Regions from separate parts of the Homo sapiens genome. Here region 2 is linked to region 1. Evidence: read pairs that join two places in POLR2A ChIA-PET (ENCODE). Cell type or tissue: MCF 10A. All regions are shown on one strand. Each heading gives the region's core, and the rest is flanking DNA. Links, peaks and the distances in the headings are about the cores only. Region 1 holds the start of ATP5MF-PTCD1 (ATP5MF-PTCD1 readthrough). Region 2 holds the start of TMEM225B (transmembrane protein 225B).

What was found. ChIA-PET counts read pairs that join two places held together with the same protein. Peaks named below come from ENCODE experiments on the same cell type or tissue, not always from the same donor. Only the 100,000 strongest peaks of a DNase experiment are listed, where the experiment ranks them.
Region 2: POLR2A ChIA-PET joins it to region 1 with 5 read pairs; 4 of 35 experiments call an interaction of 5 or more read pairs at or near these places.

The regions. Positions count from the first base shown.
Region 1 is chr7:99,459,579-99,471,810 of GRCh38, reverse strand. It overlaps ATP5MF-PTCD1 (ATP5MF-PTCD1 readthrough), which reads left to right and starts at 5,644. Exons shown (of 9, transcript NM_001198879.2): 1 at 5,644-5,682; 2 at 11,618-11,725. The coding sequence starts at 5,670. ATP5MF (ATP synthase membrane subunit f) reads left to right here and starts at 5,644. Exons shown (of 4, transcript NM_004889.5): 1 at 5,644-5,700; 2 at 11,618-11,725. The coding sequence starts at 5,670. TRW-CCA5-1 (tRNA-Trp (anticodon CCA) 5-1) reads right to left here and starts at 2,127; the gene lies at 2,056-2,127. RefSeq lists enhancers at 5,456-5,575, 5,242-5,857, 5,858-6,475, 9,986-10,486. In MCF 10A, for the core only: no CTCF peak of the experiment used is centred there; a DNase peak (open chromatin) is centred at 5,600.
Region 2 is chr7:99,592,967-99,605,198 of GRCh38, reverse strand. TMEM225B (transmembrane protein 225B) reads right to left here and starts at 6,932. Exons shown (of 6, transcript NM_001195541.3): 1 at 6,818-6,932; 2 at 4,914-4,994; 3 at 603-813. The coding sequence starts at 810. In MCF 10A, for the core only: no CTCF peak of the experiment used is centred there; no DNase peak of the experiment used is centred there.

The DNA of each region.
Region 1 (12,232 bases), core at 2,897-7,896:
GCTCACTGCAAGCTCCGCCTCCCGGGTTCACGCCATTCTCCTGCGTCAGCCTCCTGAGTAGCTGGGACTACAGGCGCCCGCTACCACTCCCGGCTAATTTTTTTTGTGTGTGTGTTTTTAGTAGAGACGGGGTTTCACCATTTTGGCCAGGCTGGTCTCGAACTCCTGACCTCAAGTGATCCGCCTGCCTTGGCCTCCCAAGTTTTGTTTGTTTTTTATTTCTTCTAAACAAAACAAAACAAACAGGATACACGTGCAGAACGTGCAGGTTTGTTACATGTGCCATGGTGGTTTGCTGCACCTATTGACCCATCCTCTAAGTTCCCTCCCCTTACCCCCGACTCCCCAAAAGGCCCAGGTGTGTGTTGTTCCCCTCTCTGTGTCCATGCGTTCTCAATATTCAATTCCCACTTATGAATGAGAACATGCTGTGTTTGGTTTTCTGTTCCTGTGTTAGTTTGCTGAGGCTGATGGCCACCAGCTTCATCCATGTCCCTGCAAAGGACAGGATCTCATTCCTTTTTGTGGCTGCTTAGTATTCCATGGTGTATTTGTACCACATTTTCTTTATCCAGTCTACCACTGATGGGCATTTGGGTTGGTTCCATGTCTTTGCTATTGTAAATAGTGTTGCAATAAACATATGTGTGTTGGCTGAGTGCAGTGGCTCACGCCTGCAATTCCAGCACTTTGGGAGGTCAAGGCAGGCAGATTACCTGAGATCAGGAGTTCGAGACCAGCCTGGCCAACATGGTGAAACCCCGTCACTACTAAAAATACAAAAATTAGCCGGGCTCGGTGGCAGGAGTATGTAATCCCAGCTACTCGGGAGGCTGAGGCAGGAGAATCGCTTGAACCCAGGAGGCGGAGGTGGCAGGGAGCCGAGATTGTGCCATTGTACTCCAGCCTGGGTGACAGAGTGAGACTCTGTCTCATAAATAAATAAATAAAATAAAATAAAAAATAAAAGAGATGGGGTCTTGCTATGTTGCCCAGGCTGGTCTCAAACTCCTGGGCTCAAACGATCCTCCCATCTCGACCTCCCAAAGTTCTGGGATTACAGGCATGAGCCATCGCACCTGGCTCCTGTTGGCTTTAACAGAAAACAGGAACACTCAGTACTCCAGGTTCAAGACATTTGAACATAGGGAAGGCAGTGAGGTCAGGCCTGGCCACCCCTAGGGAGAGGACAAGGAACTCAGTCCAGCAGGTCGTTCCAGGAATACGAATGTGGGGAGGGAGCCGGATGACACGTCAGGCCAGCGCAGTCCCATAGGAGCGGCTCGGGGAAGACAACTGACTTCCTCCTCATTTGTTTTGAATAACGCTTTGTGCTAGTGGTGCTGGAACTTCAAATGCTGGAGATCAGGCTGCACCACCAATGCTTCTCCAAGGATAGCAGCCCCCAGGGTGGGCAGGTAGTTTTTGGATTGGGAAGGCAACTATTTCCCGAGCTCTGAACCGTTTTATTTATTTTTTCATTTAGAGACAGTGTCTCACCTTGTCACCCAGGTTGGAGTGTAGTGGCACAATGATAGCTCACTGCAGCCTCGACCTGCGCTCAAGGGATCATCCCGCCTCAGCCTCCTAAGCAGCAGCTGGTACTACAGGTATGCACCACTACACCTGGCATTTTTGCTTTTGCTTTTATCGTTGTTTTTTGTTTGTTTGTTTGTTTATTTTTTTATTTTTATTTTTTTTTTGAGAGACGGTTTTGATACGTTGCCCAGGCTGGTCTTGAACTCCTGGGCTCAAGCAATCTGCCCGCCTCAGCCTCCCAAAGTGCTCCTGCACTGTTTTAAGGTCCTGTCTGAAGTCCTGTGAATGTACTGTCTGAGGCACAGTCCTGATAAATCCTGCTACAGATGTGAACAGCACGACCTAAGTATTGGTTCTGAATTTTTCCTCACACTTTAGCTAAGGTGCCGGTCCACTGCTGAAGTACCTACGCAAATAAATCTTTAGGGCTAAAGAACAGAAAATACAGTGTCCAAGGTTGAGAGTTACCGGCAAGCTATAACTCCTGTTGGCTAAAGAAAGGGATGATCACATGTTTGACCCCGACGTGATTTGAACACGCAACCTTCTGATCTGGAGTCAGACGCGCTGCCGTTGCGCCACGAGGTCTTGGAAACCTAACTTTTTTGTGCTTTAGATGGACCCTAAAGAGTTCTTTTTCCCTTTTGTAATTCAGAGGGAAGTGTAAAAGTAAACGAAACAGGATAGAAGCAGACGCCACCACGGGGTTCGGGAATAATCCTCTTGTCATTCGGGAAAATTCACCTGCCTCGGGCTGTGTAGTCTCCTAAGGAGACACGTTTGGGAAGCCACAGTGGAAAATGTTTCACGCAGCTTAGCAGAGAAGGCTGGGGCGGGGTTGTCAGGGATCCGGATTCTCTTCTCCCCAGCCCTCTGCTTGGGGAGCACTAAGAATTTGCACGAGGGCCAGATCAACGAAAGAGTACTATGTTCAAGCTGGGGGCGGTGGCTCACGCCTGTAATCCCAGCAGTTTGGGTGGCCGAGGCTAGGCGGATCACCTGAGGCCAGGAGTTCGATACCAGCCTGGCCAACATGGTGAATCCCCGTCTCTACTAAAAATATAAAAATTAGCCGGGCGTGGTGGCGGGTGCCAGTAATCCCAACTACTCGGGAGGCTGAGGCAGAATCGCTTCAACTCGGGAGGCGGAGGTACAGGGAGCCGAGATCGCGCCATTGCACTCCAGCCTGGGCGACAGAGCGGGACTCCGTCTCTTACCAAAAAAAAAAAAATTATCTTTGGAATAATCTGCTCCCTCCAACCCACCCCCACCTTCCCCGAAACAACCCCAGTTCATTAACTAAAACGTTGGCATTTATACATATACAAATCACAGCTCCTGCGCCCTCAGTCCTTCCATCCACCCCAGGGGATCGGGCATTGGCGTAGCTTCCCTCCGGCCTCTTCCCGGGGCCTCCCTGGATTCCAGTGTGCGGATCCTGGGCTCCGGCGGCTCTGCGTCCCCGCGAGTGTCCGGCCTGGGGAAGGGGCGGGGGCGCGGGTGCCACTGGCCACTCCTGCCTTTTGCTGCTCTCCTGCACGTCCCACGGAACAGCGGCCCCCTCAGCTTCCCCTGCCCCAGCCCTCAAGTCCATCAGCTCCCGGAGGCTGCCTCTGCCCGGACACAGTGCAGTCGGGTCTCTTCGGTCCCTCGTAGTCTTCCAGGTCCCATACTCGCACCCTGCAGGAGGATTCCCTGGGTGGACCAGGAAGGTCCCCAGGCCGATTCCTGCCCCACGGAGGACCTGACACCTGGGGTCCGGCAGACCCCATCCCTGATCCTTCCTGCGGGGCCCTCTGCCCCAGCCCTGGCATCTGCCCCAGCCCTGGGGAGTGGGAGTTACATAGGCCCTGGTGCAATGGGCAGGGTTTTTCCTGGGGGTTCAGTTGCTTAGGGACGCAGCCCAAGGCGGGTAATAAACTCCTAAGACTACATTATACCCGCATTATACCGTGGATGGTCAACACACACCGCAAGGAGCAAGTGAAATAAACTTTGAAGACAGAGAGTTCAAGGGTGCAAGGAACCGTTGAGAACACTCCTACCGCAGTACACTACTATATTTGCTGGGGTTGGTTGGTTTGTTTGGAGACAAGTTCTCACTCCATCACCCAGGCTGCAGTGCAGTGGCCCCATCTCTGCTCACTGCAACCTCCGCCTCCCAGGTTCAAGCAATTCTCCCGCCTCAGCCTCTGGAGTAGCTGGAATGACAGGCGCATATCACCACGCTTGGCTACTTTTTGTATTTTTAGCAGAGATGAGGTTTTGCCATGTTGAGGAGGCTGATCTCGAACTCCTGATCTCAGGTGATCCGCGCACCTTGGCCTCCCAAAGTGCTGGGATTACAGGCGTGAACCACCGCGACCAGCCTGGTTTTTTTTTGTTTGTTTGTTTTTTGTTTTTTTTGAGACAGAGTCTTGCTCTGCCGCCCAGGCTGGAGTGCAGTGGCTTGACCTCCGCTCGCTGCAACCTCCACTTCCCAGGTTCAAGTGATTCTCCTGCCTCAGCCTCCCAAGTAGCTGGAATTGCAGGCACCTGCCACCGCGCTCAGCTAATTTTTTTCGTATTTTCACCATGTTGGCCCGGCTGGTTTTGAACACCTGACCTCAAGTGATCCGCCCACCTCTGCCTCCCAAAGTGCTAGGATTACAGGCGTGAACCACCGCACCTGGCCTGTTTGTTTTGTTTTGTTTTTTTAACCATTTTTAATTCCCACTGGCGATGCTGGCCGTGCTTTCACACACCTATAATTGTATATGCGATTTTCACTGCCTGGGGAGAAGGGAAGCAGACATGGAGGAGCCCCACAATGCCACCTCTGAAACAAGAAATGTAGCAGAATGAACTGAACGAGGGTGGCATTTATTTGGCAAGTTATGACTACAAGACCTGCTCTCGAGGTTGTTTTAAAAATCGGAGGCCCGGCGCGGTGGCTCACGCCTGTAATCCTAGAACTTTGGGAGGCCGAAGCGGGTGGATCACGAGGTCAGGAGATTGAGACCATCCTGGCTAACATGTTGAAACCCCGTCTCTACTAAAAATACAAAAAAATACAAAAAATTAGCCAGGCGTGGTGGTGGGCGCCTGTAGTCCCAGCTACTCGGGAGGCTGAGGCAGGAGAATGGAGTGAACCCCGGAGGTGGAGCTGGCAGTGAGCCGAGATCGCGCCACTGCACTCTAGCCTGGGTGACAGAGCGAGACTCTGTCTCTAAATAAATAAATAAATTAATTAAAATAATCAAAATTGAAGTAGCCCGGGCAGTGTGGTTCATGCCGGCAGTTCCAGTATTTTGGGAGGCCGAGGTAGGAGGAACGCTCGAGGCCAAGAGTTTAAGAGCAGTCTAGGCAACATAGGGAGACGCCTTCTCTACAAAATATAATTAGCTGGGCGTGGTGGCGTGCACCTGTAGTCCCAGCTACTTCGGAGGTGGAGGAAGAACGCTTGAGGCCAGGAGTTCAAGACCAGCCTGAGCAAAATAGAGAGCCTCTACCCCCACTCCTCACCACACTGTTTCCACCAAAAAAAAAAAAAAAAAAAAAAAAAAAAAAAAAAAGCTGGAAGTGGTGATGTGAGCCTGTAGTCCTAGCTACTTGGGAGGCTGAGATGGGTGGATCGCTTGACTCCGGGAGTTCAAGGCTGCAGTCAGCCGTGATCAAGCCACTGTCTGAAAAGTAAATGCTCGTCTGAAAAGTAAAAAATAAAAATAAAAATAGACTGGGCGCGGTGGCTCACGCCGGTAACCCCAGAACTTTGGGAGGCCGAGGCGGGGGGATCACGTGAGGAAAGGAGTTCAAGGCCAGCCTGGCCAACATGGTGAAACCCTGTCTCTACTAAAAATACAAAAATTAGCTTGCTGTGCTGGTGCACGCTTGTAGTCCCAGCGCGGCCTCTTCCCACCTTTTAAGGTAGAGAGCCCAGGCTGAGGCGCCCCTCTCTCTAACTGCAGGACCCTCGGATTTTTGCTGTCCAGGCACCTCGCCCTTCGCTTCATGGCCTTCTAGTAGTTCCAGGGTGTTCGCAGTTGTGACCTGCTTCCCGTGAGCCTCTGCTCTACGCCCCTGGATGGGGCGTGCATTCCCTACCCAGCAGCCCTCGCGCGGTCCGGCACAGCGGACACCAGGACTCCAAAATGGCGTCAGTTGGTGAGTGTCCGGCCCCAGGTAAGGCTGTTTGGACTCCGTGGTGGAAGCAGGAGCCAGGGTCCAGGGTCCAGAGCCACACTGGGAGAGAAGGAAGCTGCGGAGCTGCCTGCCCTTTGCTCAGGCACTTCGCCACGACCTCACTTGAGGCGCGCCAGACCCCGCTCCGCCTGCCCAGGCGCGCCTTCCTGCTGCCCAGGGCCTGCGCCAACCGGGTTAGGCGTGGAGGGTGAAGGCATCTGGGGCACGCGCTTCTGGGCCTGGGAATGCGCCGCCTTGGGCCACTGTTCCTCTTTCCGCTAAGAAATAGCCGCTTCCCTCTCCCGCTGCGACCCAGTTGCTTTGCACTTGAATGTTAGGCGCAGCTTTTGCCCTTTTTTCCCAAGGCTTAAGCTCAGATGAAGCTCCAGGAGGAGCTCAGGACTAGGACTGTACCTGATACCATGTAAGGTTCGATGCATATATGTTGAATCAGAGAGGCGAGGTGACCTGTTCAAGGTCACAACTCGTGCGAGGGCTGAGCTGGTATTCAAACCTGAGGATTCGTGGTAAATGAACTTTATTCTCTAGGACGGCCTTATGACTAGCAGGCTTTTCCGAGACACCCATGTGTAAATCGCTACATTCATCCCGCTGTGCACACTGATGATTTTTGTTTGTTTGTTTTTGAATAGTTAGCCCTAGATGCTCCATAGTAGCCTTGTCAGAGAGTCCTTGTTGGGAAAGTCGATTCCATTTTACAGATGAGGGAAATAACTGTTCGGGATGTGGTGTGGCCTCTCTGAGGTCACACAGCCTGATAGTGGCAGAGTTTTGATTAACACATGTGTGTCTTAGCTCAGTTTCTGGTTTTTTTTTATCATTTTTTTTTTGAGATGGCGTTTCGCTCTTGTCGCCCAGGGTGGAGTGCAATGGTGTGATCTCGGCTCACTGTAACCTTTGCCTCCTGGGTTCAAGCGATTCTCCAGCCTCAGCCTCCGAGTAGCTGGGATTACAGGCGCAGGCCACCATGCCCAGCTAATTTTTGTATTTTTAGTAGAGACGGGCTTTCACCACGTTGGCCAGGCTAGTCTTGAACCCCTGACCTCAGGTGATCCATGTACCTCGGCCTCCCAAAGTGCTGGGACTACAGGTGTGAGCCACTGCGTTTCTGTATTCTTTTTTTTTGACATGGAGTCTCACGCTGTCGCCCAGGCTAGAGTGCAGTAGCTGATCTCGTCTCTGCAACCTCTGCCTCCCAGGTTCAAATGATTCTGCTGCCTCAGCCTCCCAAGTATCTGGGATTACAGGCACACACCAGTACCTACGCCCGGCTAATTTTTTTTTGTATTTTTAGTAGAGATGGGTTTCGCCACGTTGACCAGGCTGGTCTCAAACTCTTGACCTCAAGTGAGTCACCTGCTTCGACCTCCCAAAGTGTTGAGATTACCAGCGTGAGCCACTGCGCCTGACCTCTGGTTTGTTTTTTTGAGATGGAGTCTCGCTCTGTCGCCCAGGCTGGAGTGCAGTGGCGCGATCTCAGCTCACTGCAAGCTCTGCCTCCCGGGTTCACGCCATTCTCCTGCCTCAGCCTCCTGAGTAGCTGGGACTACAGGCGCCCGCCACCCCGCCCAGCTAATTTTTTGTATTTTTAGTAGAGACAGGGTTTCACTGTGTTAGCCAGGATGGTCTCGATCTCCTGACCTTGTGATCTGCCCACCTCAGCCTCCCAAAGTGCTGGGATTACAGGTGTGAGCCACTGCGCCCGGCCTCCGGCCTCTGTATTCTTAATCTCAGCCTAGAGAAATGAAGAGGGGTTCAGAATAGATGAGAGGGAAGCTGTTTTCCCCTCAGTAAAATGGGCATAATAGCATTCGTCGTACACGGTAGTTGTGTTAAGGAGACAACCTGTGAAAAGTGAACACTGGGGCATTTTGTTTAAGCATAGGGCTGTGGTCAAGAGCTCTGAACTAAGGATCAATCGATTTAGCATGTGAAAGACACTTGGAACGCTGCGTGGCCCACAGTGAGTACTCAGTCGGTGTGAGCTGGTCATCCCAGCCTTTACTTTGTGACCTTTAGGCAGGGTCATGTCACATGCCTGGCCTATTCAGCATCACCCCCGGTGAAGAAATTGGAGTCCATGTCTCTTAGGTATTGATGATCTTTTAGGTAGTGTCTGTCACCAGAGGACAAAGACAGTATTTCATGAGCACATAAAGTGAGGGAAATATGAATTAGCAGCAGTAGATAAGATCGCGGTTGGCAAACTATGGCCAGTGAGTTGGATTTCGTGTGGCCTGTTTTTGTCTGGCCATGAGCTCAGAATGGTTTTTTTGTTTTTATATTTTATTTTTATTTATTTATTTATTTTTTGAGATGGAGTCTTGCTTTTGTCGCCCAGGCTGCAGTGCAATAGCACGATCTCAGCTCAGTGCAACCTCCACCTCCCAGGTTCAAGTGATTCTCCTGCCTCAGCCTCCCAAGTAGCTGGAATTGCAGGTGCCCGCCACCACACCCGGCTAATTTTTGTATTTTTAGTAGAGATGGGGTTTCGCCATTTTGGTCAGGCTGGTCTCAGACTCCTGAGCTCGTGATCCTCCTGCCTTGGCCTCCCAGAGTGCTGGGATTACAGACGTGAGCCACTGTACAGGGCCTAGAATGGTTTTTTGTTTTTATTTTATTTATTATAGAGATGGGGTCTCAAACTCCTGGCCTCAAGCAGTCCTCCCATCTCGGCCAAAGTGTTGGGATTACTGGCGTGAGCCACTGCATTGGGTCATTTTCTGTTTTTAAAAAGATTGTTTAAAAATAAAATAGACTATGCTATGAAGACCTTATGTGGCCTGCAAATCCAAAAATCTTTATTCTCTGGACAACCCCCAGGTTGGATTTAGCACTCAGGAGAGACTTGCTATTTCCATGTGGCTTCATAGTAATGAACAGTATGTTTCCTCTCGAGGATCTGTGGTTCTACAACCATTACTGAGAATCTGTCGTGTACCAAGAAGTGGTGGGGATATTCGCACCTTCAGGTAGCTCATAACCAGGCAGAAAGGTGGTAATAGTTCTCATTTACATAGTACCTAGGGCCAAGTACCAAGGATTTCACAAAGGAGGAAACTGAGAAGGAGTAGTACCTTGCCCAAGGGCACACACCTACAAAATGGCATTAAACCCAGAATGGCACTAGACCCAAGGGTCTGCTCTGTCTCTGAACTCTACTGGGTCTCTTTATGTGACCCAGTGATTGCAGATGGAAGCTTCAGTGCTGCAGAGGAGCGGGTGTGTGTAGAGTTGGGGTGGGAGTTCCAATAGGGCAACCAAGGACTGAGGCCTTCCTTTGCCTTCCAGTGAAAGAGAAATTCGTGGAATAAGTATAGATGCATCTTGGATGAACTGGATAGTCCCTTGCAGTGGCACGATCTTGGCTCACTGCAACCTCTACCTCCCAGGTTTAAGCGATTCTCCTGTCTCAGCCTCCCGAGTAGCGGGGACTACAGGCACACGCCACCATGCCCAGCTAATTTTTGTATTTTTAGTAGAGATGAGGTTTCACTATGTTGGCCAGGCTGGTCTTGAACTCCTGACCTCGTGATCTGCCTGCCTTGGCCTCCCACAGTGCTGGGATTACAGGCGTGAGCCACCGTGCCCTGCCAAATGTGTTAGGTTTTTGTTTGTTTTTGACACGGATTCTTGCTCTGTCACCCAGGCTGGAGTGTAGTGGCACAATCTCAGCTCACTGCAAGCTCCGCCTCCCAGGTTCACGCCATTCTCCTGCCTCAGCCTCCCTAGTAGCTAGGACTACAGGCGCCCGCCACCACACCTGGCTAATTTTTTTTTTTTTTTTTTTTTTTTTTTTTTAGTAGTGATGGGGTTTCACCATGTTAGCCAGGATGGTCTCGATTTCCTGACCTCAGGATCTTCCCGCCTCAGCTTCCCAAAGTGCTGGGATTACAGGCGTGAGCCACCGTGCCCGGCCCCTGATGTGTTGGTTTTAAGGAAACACCCTTGTCTTCATAATACAGAGATAGAACTAGGAAGAAAAACAAGTTGTAAATTGTTGCCTTTTTTCTCCTGTGATGTGCCAGGCTCCATGCCAGCCCCTGAACATGGTAATGAGATGCAGAATATGTCTGCATAGTTTATGTGAATGTGAAAAAATGGCTTCACTGGATCAGGAAGTGAGTTTTCTGGCCTGGTGCGGTGGCTCATGCCTGTAATCCCAGCACTTTGGGGGGCCGAGGTGGGCAGATCGCCTGAGGTCAGGAGTTCGAGACCAGCCTGGCCAACATGGTGAAACCCTGTCTCTACTAAAAATACAAAAATTAGCTGGGTGTCGTGGCGCATGCCTGTAGTCCCAGCTACTCAGGAGGCTGAGGCAGGAGAATCGCTAGAACCAGGAGGTGGAGGTTGCAGTGAGCCGAGATCATGCCACTGCACTCCAGCCTGGGCAGGTGCAGTGGCGTGATCTCATGGTGCAGTTTCACCATGTTGGCCAGGCTGGTCTCAAACTCCTGACCTCAAGTGATCTGCCTGCCTCGACCTCCCAAAGTGCTGGGATTATAGTGTGAACTACTGTGCCCTGGCCTCCCTCAGCAGACTCTTGAGGCTGGTCCTGACAGAGCCTTAGTCTTTCCTTTGATCTCAAAATGGAGAAGAAACCTTGGGATTATTTAATCTGGCTCCTCTTGTGGTTATCTTTGAGAAGGCACCGTGGTCCTAGACTCTTTGCCCTCAATAGGACATCTGCTAAAAGCTTTTTAAAACTTATCATTAGCTGGGTGTGGTGGCACACACCTGTAGTCCCAGCTGTTCAGGAGGTTGAGGCAGGAGGATCACTTGAGTCCAGGAGGCTCAGTGAGGCTGCAGTGAGCTGTGACCACACCTGTGAATAACCAGTGCACTCCAGCCTGGGTAATGGAGTGAGACCCTGTCTCTCAGAAATAAATAAATAAATCTTTGCAGGGAGAACAGGGGAGACGATTCCTTTCTTAAATGCATCTCCTTGACGCCCACAGGCCCACCCACTCCCTGGCCCTCCATAGTCTCCTCCTGGGCCCAAATGTGAGGACAGTACAGCCTCAGCCAGGAGCCCTTCTGATTCCTTGTTCTCAGACTCCCATTGGAATACGATCTGGGGCCGTTCAGTCATTTGGAGTGGTTTTTCGTCACTTGACTTCTCGGAATGTGTTATCTCTTATTTTTATCTCTGGAAATTGTTGGTGTCCGTGGTCCCAGGATGCTGGAGGTGGAAATTCCTTGGGTTTCTTTCATTATACTTGCTCGGGCTGGCCCATCTGGTGAGTCTGCCAGCTGTGTGAACCCAGGTGCTGTTTGAAGCCCTTCCCCAGTAAACAAGTGCGTCAAGTCTGAGTGAGACACTTGGCACCGTCACACCGCTCTCCTTCCACATCCCCTCTTGTACGTTCTCCAGCGACACATCCCCAGGGTTGGACAGGGCACCCTCATATTGGCTTCAGGGACATAGGAGGGCCAGTCCTGACCCCACGTTGTGTGTGTGACTTTGGTCACGTGGCCCAACCTCTCTGAGTCTATCCCCCCTCCCCTCCTTTAAGGTAAAGACATGAAGTGCTTGTTGTGAAGATTAAATAAGCTAATAATGTCAAGTAAATGTTAGCTTTGCAGTAATCTTTCCTGTCCGCCACGTTACTGCTTTTTTCGAGACCCTTTTCTGGAGTTACTCCCAGCAAGCTGTTACTCAGACGTCCTGTTGGTTAATAAAGCTGTCCCTGCAGCAGTTCTGCTATTGTATAGACTCAGTCTTAAAATAGTGGGCTTGATGTGACATATTTCTTCATAATATTGTGTATGTGCAGCCTCTGTGTAATTGCATTATGCACCTTTATTGCATAGTTGAAGCAGTGGCAGGAAAGGATGCCATATGTGTTACTGGGAGATTATTCAGTGGGTATTTTTTCTCACTCTTCCGTTTCAGTACCAGTGAAGGACAAGAAACTTCTGGAGGTCAAACTGGGGGAGCTGCCAAGCTGGATCTTGATGCGGGACTTCAGTCCTAGTGGCATTTTCGGAGCGTTTCAAAGAGGTCAGAGCCTTGTGGATGTCTGTAAATGAAAGCAAATCTCTGGGTCTTCAGATCTCTTTTTTGCCATGAATTAATTTGGGCAATGAAGGCCTTGTTGTCTGAAAGCAGTAAGTTATGTAGAGGATGACAGGGAGGGATGCTAGGCCTTGGACTTCTGTGGTTGATTGGCCCTTTCAAAGGCTGGCTCTGAGATATTACAGCCAAGAACATGTTTCCTGTTGCTTGGAATCAGTATGTCTGCCTCTGTCTTAGAGAAATCCTAAGACTTCTTTAAGAGGAAAATGAATTGGAACCGTAGTGGGCATTAGTCTATAATATGATGCTCTCCTCCCTGCCAGAACTTCAGGACAAATATTTGAAATGGCCTATCTTGGCCTGGTGTGGTGGCTTATGCCTGTAATCCCGGCACTTCGGGAGGCCAAGGCTGGAGGATTGCTTGAGCCGAGTTTAGACCAGCCTAGGCAATATGGAGAGACCCCATCTCTATAAAAAAAACCACACAAGAAA
Region 2 (12,232 bases), core at 3,565-8,564, 130 kb before region 1:
TGCTGGCATGATGCAGACCCATGTGAAAATGAGTTTGCATACCCTCCTGAGCTGGCAGAGGTGGGCAGCTGGCAGTGGGATAAGGAGTCAAAGTTGCTGTTGAAGCCCCAGATATCCCAGAGTCTACCCTTGGGTTAACCAAGCCTGGTTAATTTTTTGTGTTTTGTTGTTGTTGTTGTTGTTGTTGTTGTTGTTGTTGTTTTGAGACAGGGCCTCACTCTCACTCCCAGGCTGGAATGCAGTGGCATGATCACAGCTCACTGCAGCCTCGAACTTCTGGGCTCAAGCAGGAGCCCTCCAACCTCAGCCTTTTGAGTAGCTGGGACTACAGGCACATGCCACCATGCTCAGCTAATTTTCTCATTTTTGTAGCAACAGGGTTTGGCTATGTTGCCCAGGCTGGTCTTGAACTCCTGGCCTCAAGCAATCCTCTCGCTTCGGCCTCCCAGAGTGCTGGGATTACAAGTGCAAGCCACCGCATCCAGCCCTGAGCTAATTAGATTTTGTCCTCTCTGCTCCCACCCTGTTCTTTCACCCCCCACCTCTGTCCCAACACTGGCCCCATCTCCCTCTCTCTCCTCCCCGCCTCCATCCCTCCTTACTGGATAAGGGTCGAGGCTTCCAGCATTTGGCATTGAAGCAGTTCTCAAATAGGCCACTGAAAAAGACTTCGTGGGACTCCTCGTTTGTCAGTCGCACCCAGAAGGGAAAGATGGAGACCACCAGTATAATCAGGTAGCCTAGGGAGGTTAAGGCTGGGACTATGGCCCAGGAGAATCCCTTCATGTCCTTGTCCTCTAACGTCAGCATCACCTGTGTAAGAGAAAAGTGATCGTGGAGGTGGGACACCGACCCAAATTCTCCTGCAGCACAGAGGGAAGGAGACAGTGGCTGGGGAAATGTCAGTGCTGTGTGTGGCGCATATGTGAAACTCAGTAAATGATGATTTCTTTGCTTAACTTTACAGCCTATACACCTCTGCAGCAGACCAAAAAAAAAATGCATAAAATGCTTTCTGTCGCTAAATCACTGGGTGATCTTGGGCATGTCAGGTTCCCTCTCTGAGCCCTCTTCCTCTGGTAAACTGAGGAGGTTGAACTGGGCCATTCACAAGGCCTCCTCAGCTTTAAAGTTCTCAACTTTCAGCTGGGTGCGGTGGTTCACACCTGCAATCCCACTACTTTAGGAGGCTGAGACAGGCGGATCGCTTGAGTCCAGAAGTTCAAGACCAGCCTGGGCAACATGGCGAAACCCCGTCTCTACCAAAAATTAGCCAGGCATGGTGTTGCACACCTGTAGTCCCAGCTACTCAGAAGCCTGAGGTGAGAGGATCGCCTAAGCCCAGGAAGGTCAAGGCTGCAGTGAACCATGATCACACCACTGCCCTCCAGCCTGGGTGACAGAGCAAGACCTTGTCTCAAAAAAAAACAAAAAAAAAAATTAAATAATTTAAAAAAAAGAAAAAAACTAAAGTTCTAAGCTTTCAATTCTTTTTTTTTTTTTTTAAGATGGAGTCTCGCTGTTGTCAGCCCAGGCTGGAGTGCAATGGCACCATCTCAGCTCACTGCAACCTCTGCCTCCCAGGTTCCAGCAATACTCCTGCCTCAGCCTCCTGAGTAGCTGAGATTACAGGCGCCCGCCACCACGCCCAGCTAATTTTTGTATTTTTAGTAGAGACAGCGTTTCACCATGTTGGCCAGGCTGGTCTCGAACTCCTGACCTCAGGTGATCCACCCGCCTCAGCCTCCCAAGGTGCTGGGACTGCAGGTGTGAGCCACCATGCCTGGCCCTAAGCTTTCAATTCTATCAACAGCCACCTCTACTGGCCATCAGGACAACTCCAGCCTATTTTGCAGTCAACTGTCTTCCTTTTGGGATTTCAGACTGAGAACCAAGGGGAGATATTCAGACCAGAGCCTTAGGTGCCCTTATTCAGTGACTGGCCTTCTGACCACAGGAACTGTGGGTTTAGGTGGGGAGAGGTCCATGTGCACAGGAGGAGCCCCTGCTGAGAAATGAGCAGGTCATGTACAAACAGGAAGTTTTACAAAGAGTTCTGGTGTTTCATAGAGCCTCCTGCAGCCTGGGCCCTCAGTGAAGGATCCCTATCACGTGGAGTTCCTCCCCCAAACCCATCTTCTCTTTCATCACCATCTGTCACTAAGATGTCTCCTTTTGTGGCCAGTCACTGGTGGCTCATGCCTATAATCCCAGCATTTTGGAAGGCTGTGGTGGGAGGATCGCATGAACTCAGGAGTTTTGAGACCAGCCTAGGCAACACAGTCAGACCAGTCTCCACAAGAAATTGTTAAAAATTAGCCAGGCTGGGGGCATGTGCCTGTCTGTAGTTCCCAGCTACTTGGGAGGATGAGGCAGGAGGAACTCTTGAGCCCAGGAGTTAGAGACTGCAGTGAGCTATGATCATGCCGCCGTACTCCAGCCTGGGCAACAAAGCAAGACCTTGTCTCTGAAAGAATAAAAATTTTCAAAAGATGTCATCTTTTGAATGAGTAGTTACACCGTGGTGGGTAAGTGCTGGCTGGTCTTGTCTCAGCTTCATCACTTCCTAGCTGTGTGATCTTGGGGAAGTTGCTCAGAGTCTCAGGACCTTGCTTTCCCCATCTGGAAAAGGAAGGATATAACACCTGCCTAAGGATAAGGAAGGATATATTATAACACCTGCCCAATGATAAGAATACAACACCTGCCACTGAGAGGACCAAATGAAATAACGCATACCAAAGTGTCCAACACAGTGCTGAGCACTCAGGTGCTTGGTTAAAGTTGGGAGGGCAGGGATGGAGGGCAGACTTCTAAAATTCAGATATCCCTGTGGGAGAAGGGGCTGGAGGCCACACCCAACTTCAGGACAAATTGTTTCAACGAATCTGCTTTCCCCTCTGTCTGTGCTGAGCCTGGCAGCTCTGAGGAATGAGAGTTATCCAGCAATGGGAAGGAAGGAAGCAGGGACGGTGATTGGAGCTGCAGGGAGGGTGGGCCTGGCCAGAGGCCTCCAGGTGGCACTGTGATGACCCTCGCTACCTGGCAGTGCAGAAAGGGGGCATCAGGTGAAAGGAAGATGTGACAAGGGAGGTGCACCCCAAGATGACAGTCTTTCTTTCCAAGTCCTACCCAAAGCCAGACCTGGGGACCCTTGCCTGTGCCAGGCTGGGCTTGGCAGCATCACGGTTTTCAAGCTGTGCCTGGGCAGTAGAGAGCACAAGGCCCTCGAAGTGAGCATGCTTTCCTCCCCTGCTCCCACACCCTGTGCAAACCTTGCCCAGTGCAGACACTGGGGCCTCTACCCAATCCCCATGCAGACCCTCACTGCAGCCAGGGAAGGGGGCGTCTTTGCCCATGCAGACACTTGCTGCAGCCAGGGAAGGGGGCGTCTCTGAGAGCTACCAATGGCTATGGCTGAACAAGCCTAATGGCAGAGGGCAGAGGTGTGGCTCCCTTCCTGTACCCCCCACACCCAAGTACCCTGGTTATAAACAGGTAAACACATGTTCATCTTCGATGCTGTCAGAGTGACTTGAAAATGTTTGTACTTTCTCTTCCTTTCTGACATTCTCTAGTTTCTCTTCTTCCCACTTGAAAAATTGAATTATTCCCTTCTTTCCTTATTATATTTTGTTTTTAGATACAGGGTCTCACTCTGTCACCCAGGCTAAACCTCCTGGGCACAAGTGATCCTCCCACCTCAGCCTCCTGAGTAGCTGGGACTACAGGTGCGTGCCACCACGCCCAGCTAATTTTTTAATTTTTTGTAGAGACAGGGGTCTAACTATGTTGCCCAGGGTGTCTTAAACTCCTGAGCTTAAGTGATCTTCCTGCCTTGGCCTCCCAAAGAGTTGGGATTACAGGCTTGAACCACCACACCCAGCCCTTCCCTCTCTTTAAATGTCCCCTTTCCATCTCCCATCCACTCTCCAGGTCATACAAGTCACCCCAACCTCAGGGCTTCCACTTCCTTCTATCTAAAATGATGAAGTCTGTTGGACCAGAGGGCATTGAGGCATCCTTCTAGTATTAGAACTCAATGGGAAGGAGTCATGGCTGCATCTTGATCCTGTCCTCTGTATAGATGGGAGTACACTGGGCATTCTCATTTGATAGGGGGCACCTCTTCCTGTCTACCCCATCTCCACCTGTATGTGACTAGAAGTGATCTCTGTCTCCTTTATTTTCTACCTTTTTTTCTCTCCTTCACCCAAACCCTAGCCTTGAGCTCATGCTGGTTCTTCCCTCTCCCCAACCCCACTTCCATCTCATCAGCCTTCCTCATCTTCTCAGTTTTCCCTTCATAAAGTTCCCCAACCTTCCAACCTTCCTGTCCCCACGCCTGCCACGTCTCCCTCCACACCTGGAACATCACCGTCATCCCCAGGCTCCTCTGGCCTCTGTACCTGGTGATTTGGTTTGGCTGTGTCCCCACCCAAATCTCACCTTGCATTGTAATAATCCCCATGTGTCAAGAGCAGGGCCAGGTGGAGATAATTGAATCACGGGGGCAGTTTCCCCCATACGGTTCTCGTGGTAGTGAATAAGTCTCACAAGATCTGATGGTTTTATAAGTGGAAGTTCCCCTGCTCAAGCTCTCTCCTGCCAGCCACCATGAAAGATGTGACTCTGCTCTTCATTCGCCTTCAGCCATGATTGTGAGGCCTCTGCAGCCATGTGGTGCGAGTCAATTAAACCTATTTCCTTTATAAGTTACCCAGTCTTGGGTATGTCTTTATTAGCAGCATGAGAACAGACTAATACACCTGGGTTCCTTCCTGGGGGCGGGGGTGCCTGTTCTGCTCCCCAGATTTTCCAAACCCCACTCCCCTGAAAAGTGCAGCTTGGTGCTGTCCACTCCACGCAGCCCTCCCAGCCACTCCCTCAGCAAAAATTCACTGTGCACTTACAGGTCGCCCCACTCCCAATGTAGGCCAATGGTGGGGATTCAGAGATGAAAAAAGGCAGGAACTCAGAGGCTCTTGGAACTGCTAGGGAGAGAGACACAGAAACACATCATGTGATGCAGTGCTTTTGTCTTCACAGCCCGGGGTTACTTTGGGGCCAGGTATACCCCAGGGCACTACCCCTTATCTGTCCCATTCCCACTGCCCCCTCCACTCTCCAGTGATGAGGACCTTGTCCTCCTTTCCCTGGGCACCAGTCCAGGTCCCTCCCTGAAGCAGCCCTTAGTGCCAGCACTGGACAAGGTTACATCTTCGGATACACAACTTCAGATCCGCACGGATATAGGCCAGACTGAAAGGTCATAGATATTTGAATATAAGAGGGGATTGGTAGATCCTTTTGTACAGAAGCAGAGATGGAGAGCTGGAGAGAGGGAATGACTGGTGGAGGATTCCACAGCCCATCAGTGCTGGCACAGGGACCAGAATACTGCATCACTGCCAGGACAGTCTCACCAGCCACCAATGGCCGGCAGTTCAATTCAGTGATTCCCAAATCTGGAATTCTGTGGATCCAGAGAATGCTTTCTTATAGGCATGTGCATGTGTGAGAAAGAGAGAGAGAATGGGGGAATATACGACTGCCAACTTTTTATTTTGCCAAGAGCATTAAAAACAAAGCAACTTATCTACTGTCACTGGTTTGGTTTTTATTCAAATTTTTGTTGTTGTTCTTTTTTGAGACAGGGTCTTGTGTCACCCAGGCTGGAGTGCAGTGGTGCATTCATGCCTCCTGGGCACAAGCGATCCTCCTGCCTCAGCCTCCCGAGTAGCTGGGACTACAGGTGTATGCCATTACACCTGGCTAATTTTTTTTTTGAGATGGGGTCTTGCTATGTTGCCCAGGCAACCCCTGGGCTCAAGTGATCCTCCCACCTTTACCTCCCAAAGTGCTGAAATTACAGGCATGAGGCCCCACGTCTGGCCAAATTATTATTTTTTAAAGGACCCATGGGCCGGGTGCGGTGGCTCACGCCTGTAATCCCAGCACTTTGGGAGGCCGAGGCAGGTGGATCACGAGATCAGGAGATCGAGACCATCCTAGCTAACACGGTGAAACCCCGTCTCTACTAAAAATACAAAAAAAAAAAAAAAAAAAAAAATTAGCCAGGCGTGGTGGGGGCGCCTGTAGTCCCAGCTACTCAGGAGGCTGAGGCAGGAGAATGGCGTGAACCCGGGAGGCGGAGCTTGCAGTGAGGCGAGATCGTGCCACTGCACTCCAGCCTGGGCGACACAGCCACAGCGAGACTCCGTCTCAAAAAACAGAAAGGACCCATAACACCAGGAGGTAAGAAAAGCTGTGTACCCCGTGGTGGTGCCTGGACCAGCGTCTGAGGACCACTGGCTTGGCAGGAGGTTCCTGGACCCTAGGCCCCCTTCAGCGCCTGAGCTGCAGCCCCGCACCTCCCAGGCCCTGGCACTTAACAGGAAAGTCGGCAGCTGCTCTGGGGATGAAGGAAGTGGGCGACCTGAAGGGCATCCTGGTTTGGAATGGGAAAGAGACCTTCCCTTCCCACTGTTTCCTCCGGTCATTTGTGGCAACTTGGACTGCACATTGACCCAGGGTAGGGTCAGAGGTTCCTTCCCGTTGACAACCGTCCTCGGCCCTTTCCCCTGAATGCCAGGACTCCGCCCTTCTGTGGCCCCAAAGCCATAGGGATATTTTCAAGACCCCAAGCTGGGCCCTAACCAGGCCATCCGCCCCCAGCCCCTGCCCCGGGCGTCCCACAGCCAGTTAGGCGATGTTCGGCCTTGGGTGGGTAGGGGGACTTCCCCACATCCTCTCCCAACCTGTGGGGCCACCTTGCTCTCCCCCATACTGGTCTCCCCTCTACCCTTCCCTCCACCTGCGGCACCGTCGTAGGCGGTTTCGCGTCCCAGAGCTGGGCTGCCCTCCAGGCGGGTCACGGTGGGACCCTCGCCCTCCACTCCAGGCTCCACCGCGCTCCTGGAGCTTCCGTTGGCCCCAGAGGCCCCGGCGGGGGGTTGCCCCGACCCGGGGGAGGAGCCCACTGAGCCTGGGCCTCTGAGCGGAGCTCCAGCTCCAGCTCTGCGGAGGAGACGCGGGCTCACCTCCCTACCTGCCGCCCCGGCCACCGCAAACCTGGCGGGTGGAGGGTGGGGAAACCAGGCCCTGGCGTCTGCCCACAGTACCGGCTTCGCTCACGGGTGTGTGGGGGCGGAGGAACAGAGAGCGGGAGGGATCTGAATTCAAATCCTAGCTCTGCCATTACCAGCGTGGGGACTTTGAATAAATTTCCTGTGTCTCCTTCCTGGGTCCTGGGCTTCTAATCTGTAAAATGGGAATAATAATAGTATTAATAATATGGTGTTAATAGTATTAACACTATTATATTAATGATATACTATTAACACTATTATATTAGTAATATAGTGTTGAGTGTTAACACTTATATTAATAATATAGCGTTAATAGCATTAACACTATTGTATTAATAATATAGGGTTACTATTAACACTGCTATATTAATAATACATGATTAACACTATTAATCATATAATAGTGTTAACACTATAATATTAACAATATAATATAGTGTTAACACTATTATAGTGTTAACACATATTATATTAATAACACTATTATATTAATAATAATTGTTAATAATATAGTGTTAACAGTATTATAATTATATTAATAATTAATAACACTCGTATATTAATATTATAATTAATAATAATAAAGTGTTAATAGTATTAACACTATTATATTAATGATAATAGTGTTAACACTATTAATAATGTAATAGTATCTACACTATAATAATAATATAGTGTTTCATAATATAGTGTTAGGCCGGGCGCGGTGGCTCACGCCTGTAATCCCAGTCCTTTGGGAGGCCAAGGCAGGCGGATCACGAGGTCAGAAGATCGAGACCATCCTGTCTAACACGGTGAAACCCCGTCTCTACTAAAAAATACAAAAAATTAGCCGGGCGTGGTGGGGGCGCCTGTAGTCCCAGTTACTCGGGAGACTGAGGCAGGAGAATGGTGTGAACCTGGGAGGCGGAGCTTGCAGTGAGCAGAGATGGCACCACTGCACTCCAGCCTGGGCGACAGAGCAAGACTCTGTCTCAAATAATAATAATAATATAGTGTTAACACTATTATATTAATAATATAGTGCTAACACCATTATATTAATAATATAGTGTTAATAGTATTAACATTATTATATTAATAATATAGTGTTAACACATATTAGTAATGTAGTGTTAACACTATCATATTAAAAATATAGTGTTAGTAGTATTAACTCTCATATTAATAACAGTGTTAACACTATTATATTACTAATATAGTGTCAATAGTATTAACATTATTATATTAATAGTAGCACACTGTGATATTACTAATATCTGTAATGTTAATGATATTCAGTGTTAGCACACTGTGGTATTACTAACATCTATGATATTCATAGTATTCAGTGTTAGCACACTGTGATATTACTAATATTTGTGACATTAATAATATCCAGCGTTAGCACACTGTTAACACACTGTGATATTACTAATATCTATATTATCTATCATATTAGTGATATCCAGTGTTAGCACACTGTATTAACACACTGTGATATTACTAATATCTGTGATATTAATAATATCCAGTGTTAGCACACTGTGCTATTACCAATATTTGTGACATTAATAATTTCCAATGTTGGCACACTGCAATGTTAATAATATCTATGATACTAAAAATATCCAGTGTTAGCACCCTGTGTTGTGTTAATAATGTCTATGATATTAATAATATCAAGTGTTAGCACCCTGTGATGTGTTAATAATAATATGATATTAATAAAATCTAGTATTAGCACCCTGTGACTTGCTAATAATAATATCCAGTGTTTGCACCCTGTGTTGTGTTAATATCAATGATATTAATAATATCCAGTGTTAGCACACCGTGATAATAATATCCAGTGTTAACACAGTGTTAGCACATTGTGATATTAATAATTTATATGATATTCATAATATCCAGTGTTAGCACACTGTGTTAGCAAAATGTGATATTAATATCTATGATCTTCATAGTGTCCAGTGTTAGCACACTGTGATATTAATATTATCTATGATATTCATAATATCCAGTGTTTGTTAGCACACTGTGTTATCATACCATATTATTCATAATATCCATGATATTAATGCTGATATCCAGTGTTAACACACTATGTTAACACACTGTGATACTATTCATAGTATCTGTGATATTATTACTAACACACATTAGATATTAATACTAATATCCAGTGTTAACACACTGTTATATTACTCAGAATATTCATGATATTACTACTAATGTCCAGTGTTAACACACTGTGATATTTTTCATGATATCACTAATATCCAGTGTTGACACACTGTGTTAACACACTGTGATATTATTCCTAATATCCACAATATTACTACTGATATCCACTGTTGTTAACACACGGTGATATTATTCATAATATCCAGTGTATTACTATTGATATCCAGGGTGTTAATACAATTAATATCCATGATATTATGAATAATATCACCCTGTGATATCCAGGATGATATCCTGATACTGATCCACTACTGATACCCAAGATGTTAACACATTGTGTTAACACCCTGTGATATTATTCATAATGTCTATGATGTTACTACTGATATCCAGGGTGTGAACACACTGTGTTAGCACCCTGTGATATTATTCATAATATCCATGATATTACTACTGACATCCAGGGTGATAATGCAGTGTTAACACACTGTGTTATGTTTGTAACATCATCGATATCACTACTGACATCCAGTGTTTCACACTGTGATATTAATGAAATATCGCTGTTACATTTATAATATACAGTGTTTCCACACTGTGCTATGTATGAAATATAGTATCCAGTGTTTCCACACTGTGCTATGAATGAAATATTATACTATCCAGTGTTTTCATACCGTGCTATGAATGAAATATTATAATATCCGGTGTTTCCAAACTGTGCAATGAATGAAATATTATACTATGCAGTGTTTCCAAACTGTGCTATGAATGAAATAATATTCAGTGTTTCCACACTGTGCTATGAATCAAATATTATAATATCCAGTGTTTCCACACTATGCTACGAATGAAGTATTATAATATTCAGTGTTTCCACACAGGGATATGAATGAAATATTATATTACGCAGTGTTTCCGCACTGTGCTATGAATGAAATATTAAAATATCCAGTGTTTCCAAACAGGGATATGAATGAAGTATTAAAATATCCAGTGTTTCCACATAGGGATATGAATGAAATACTAAAATATCCAGTGTTTCCACAAAGGGATATAAATGAAATATCGCTGTGATATTTATAATATCCACTGTTCCCACACAGGAATAAAGTTGAAATCCTGCTGTGATATTTATAATATCCAGCGTTTCCACACAGAGATATAAATGAGATATAGCTGTGATATATATAATATCCAGTGTTTCCACATAGGGCTATAAATGAAATATCGATGATATTTATAATATCCACTGTTTATACATAGAGATACAAATGAAATGTCCCTGTGATATGTATAATATCCAGTGTTTCCGCACTGTGATATGAATAAAATATCACTGTAAGATGTATAATATCCAGTGTTTACACACTGTGATATTAATGAAATATCGGTTCTGATATTTCTCAGTTTACACACTGTGATATTAATGAAATACCCCTTCTGATATTTTTCATATCATGGTGTTTACACAGAGTATTTACACACTGTGATATTAATGAAATATCGCTTCTAATATTTTTCATATCACTGTGTTTACACAGTGTTTACACACTGTTATTAATGAAATATCGCTATTTATCATATCATAGTGTTTACACAGTGTTTACACACTTTGATATTAATGATATATCGCTTCTGATATCATATCACAGTGTTTACACAGACCATTCACACACAGTGATATTCATGAAATATCGCTGCTGATATATCACAGTGTTTACACAGTGTGATATAAATGAAATATCACTTCTGATATTTTTTATATCACGGCATTTACACAGAGTGTTTACACACTGTGATATTAACGGTATATCGCTTCTGATATTTATCATATTACAGAGTTTACACACCGTGATATTAATGAAATACCGCTTCTGAAATTTATCATATCGCAGTGTTTACACACTGTGATATTAATGAAATAACGCTTCTGATATTTATCGTATCAAAGTGTTTACACAGAGTGTTTACACAGTGTGATATTAATGAAATATCGCTTCTGATATTTATCAAATCACAGTGTTTACACAGAGCGTTTACAGACTGTGATATTAATGAAATAACACTTCTAATATTTATCATATCAAAGTGTTTTCACAGGGTGATATTAATGAAATATCTCTTCTCATATTTATCAAATCACAGTGTTTACATACTGTGATATTAATGAAATATCGCTTCAGATATTTACCATATCACAATATTTGCACACTGTGATATTAATGAAATATCCCTTCTGATATTTATCATATCACAGTGTTTACACACAGTAGTATTGATGAAATATCACTTCTGATAATTATCATATCACAGTGCTCACACAGAGCTTTCACACACTGTGATATTGATGAAATATCGCTTCTCATATTCATCATATCACAGTGTTGACAGAGGGGGTATACACACTGTGATATGGATGAAATATCGCTTTTGATATTTATCATATCACAGTGATTACAGGGGGTTTACACATTATGATATTGATGAAATATCGCTTCTGATGTTTGTCCTATCATGGTGTTTACAGAGGGTTTACACATATGATATTGATGAAGTATCGCTTCTGATATTTGTCACATCACAGTGTTTACACAGAGTGTTTACACACTGTGATATTGATGAAATATCATCTCTGATATATGTCATACCAAAGTGTTTACACAGGTTTACATACTGTCATATTGATGAAATGTCGCTTCTGATATTTATCATGTAACAGTATTTACACAGAGTGTTTACAGTGGGTGTATATACTGTGATGATATTATTCATAATATCTAAAAGACATTACTCCTAATATCACAGTGGGTGTACACCATGTGATGATATTATTCACAATATCTAAAAGATATTACTCCTAATATCACCATGGGTGTACACCCTGTGATACTGTTGACAATATCCAAAAGATATTCCTCCTAATAAAACCGTGGATGTACACCCTGTGATATTATTCACAAAATCTAAAAGAT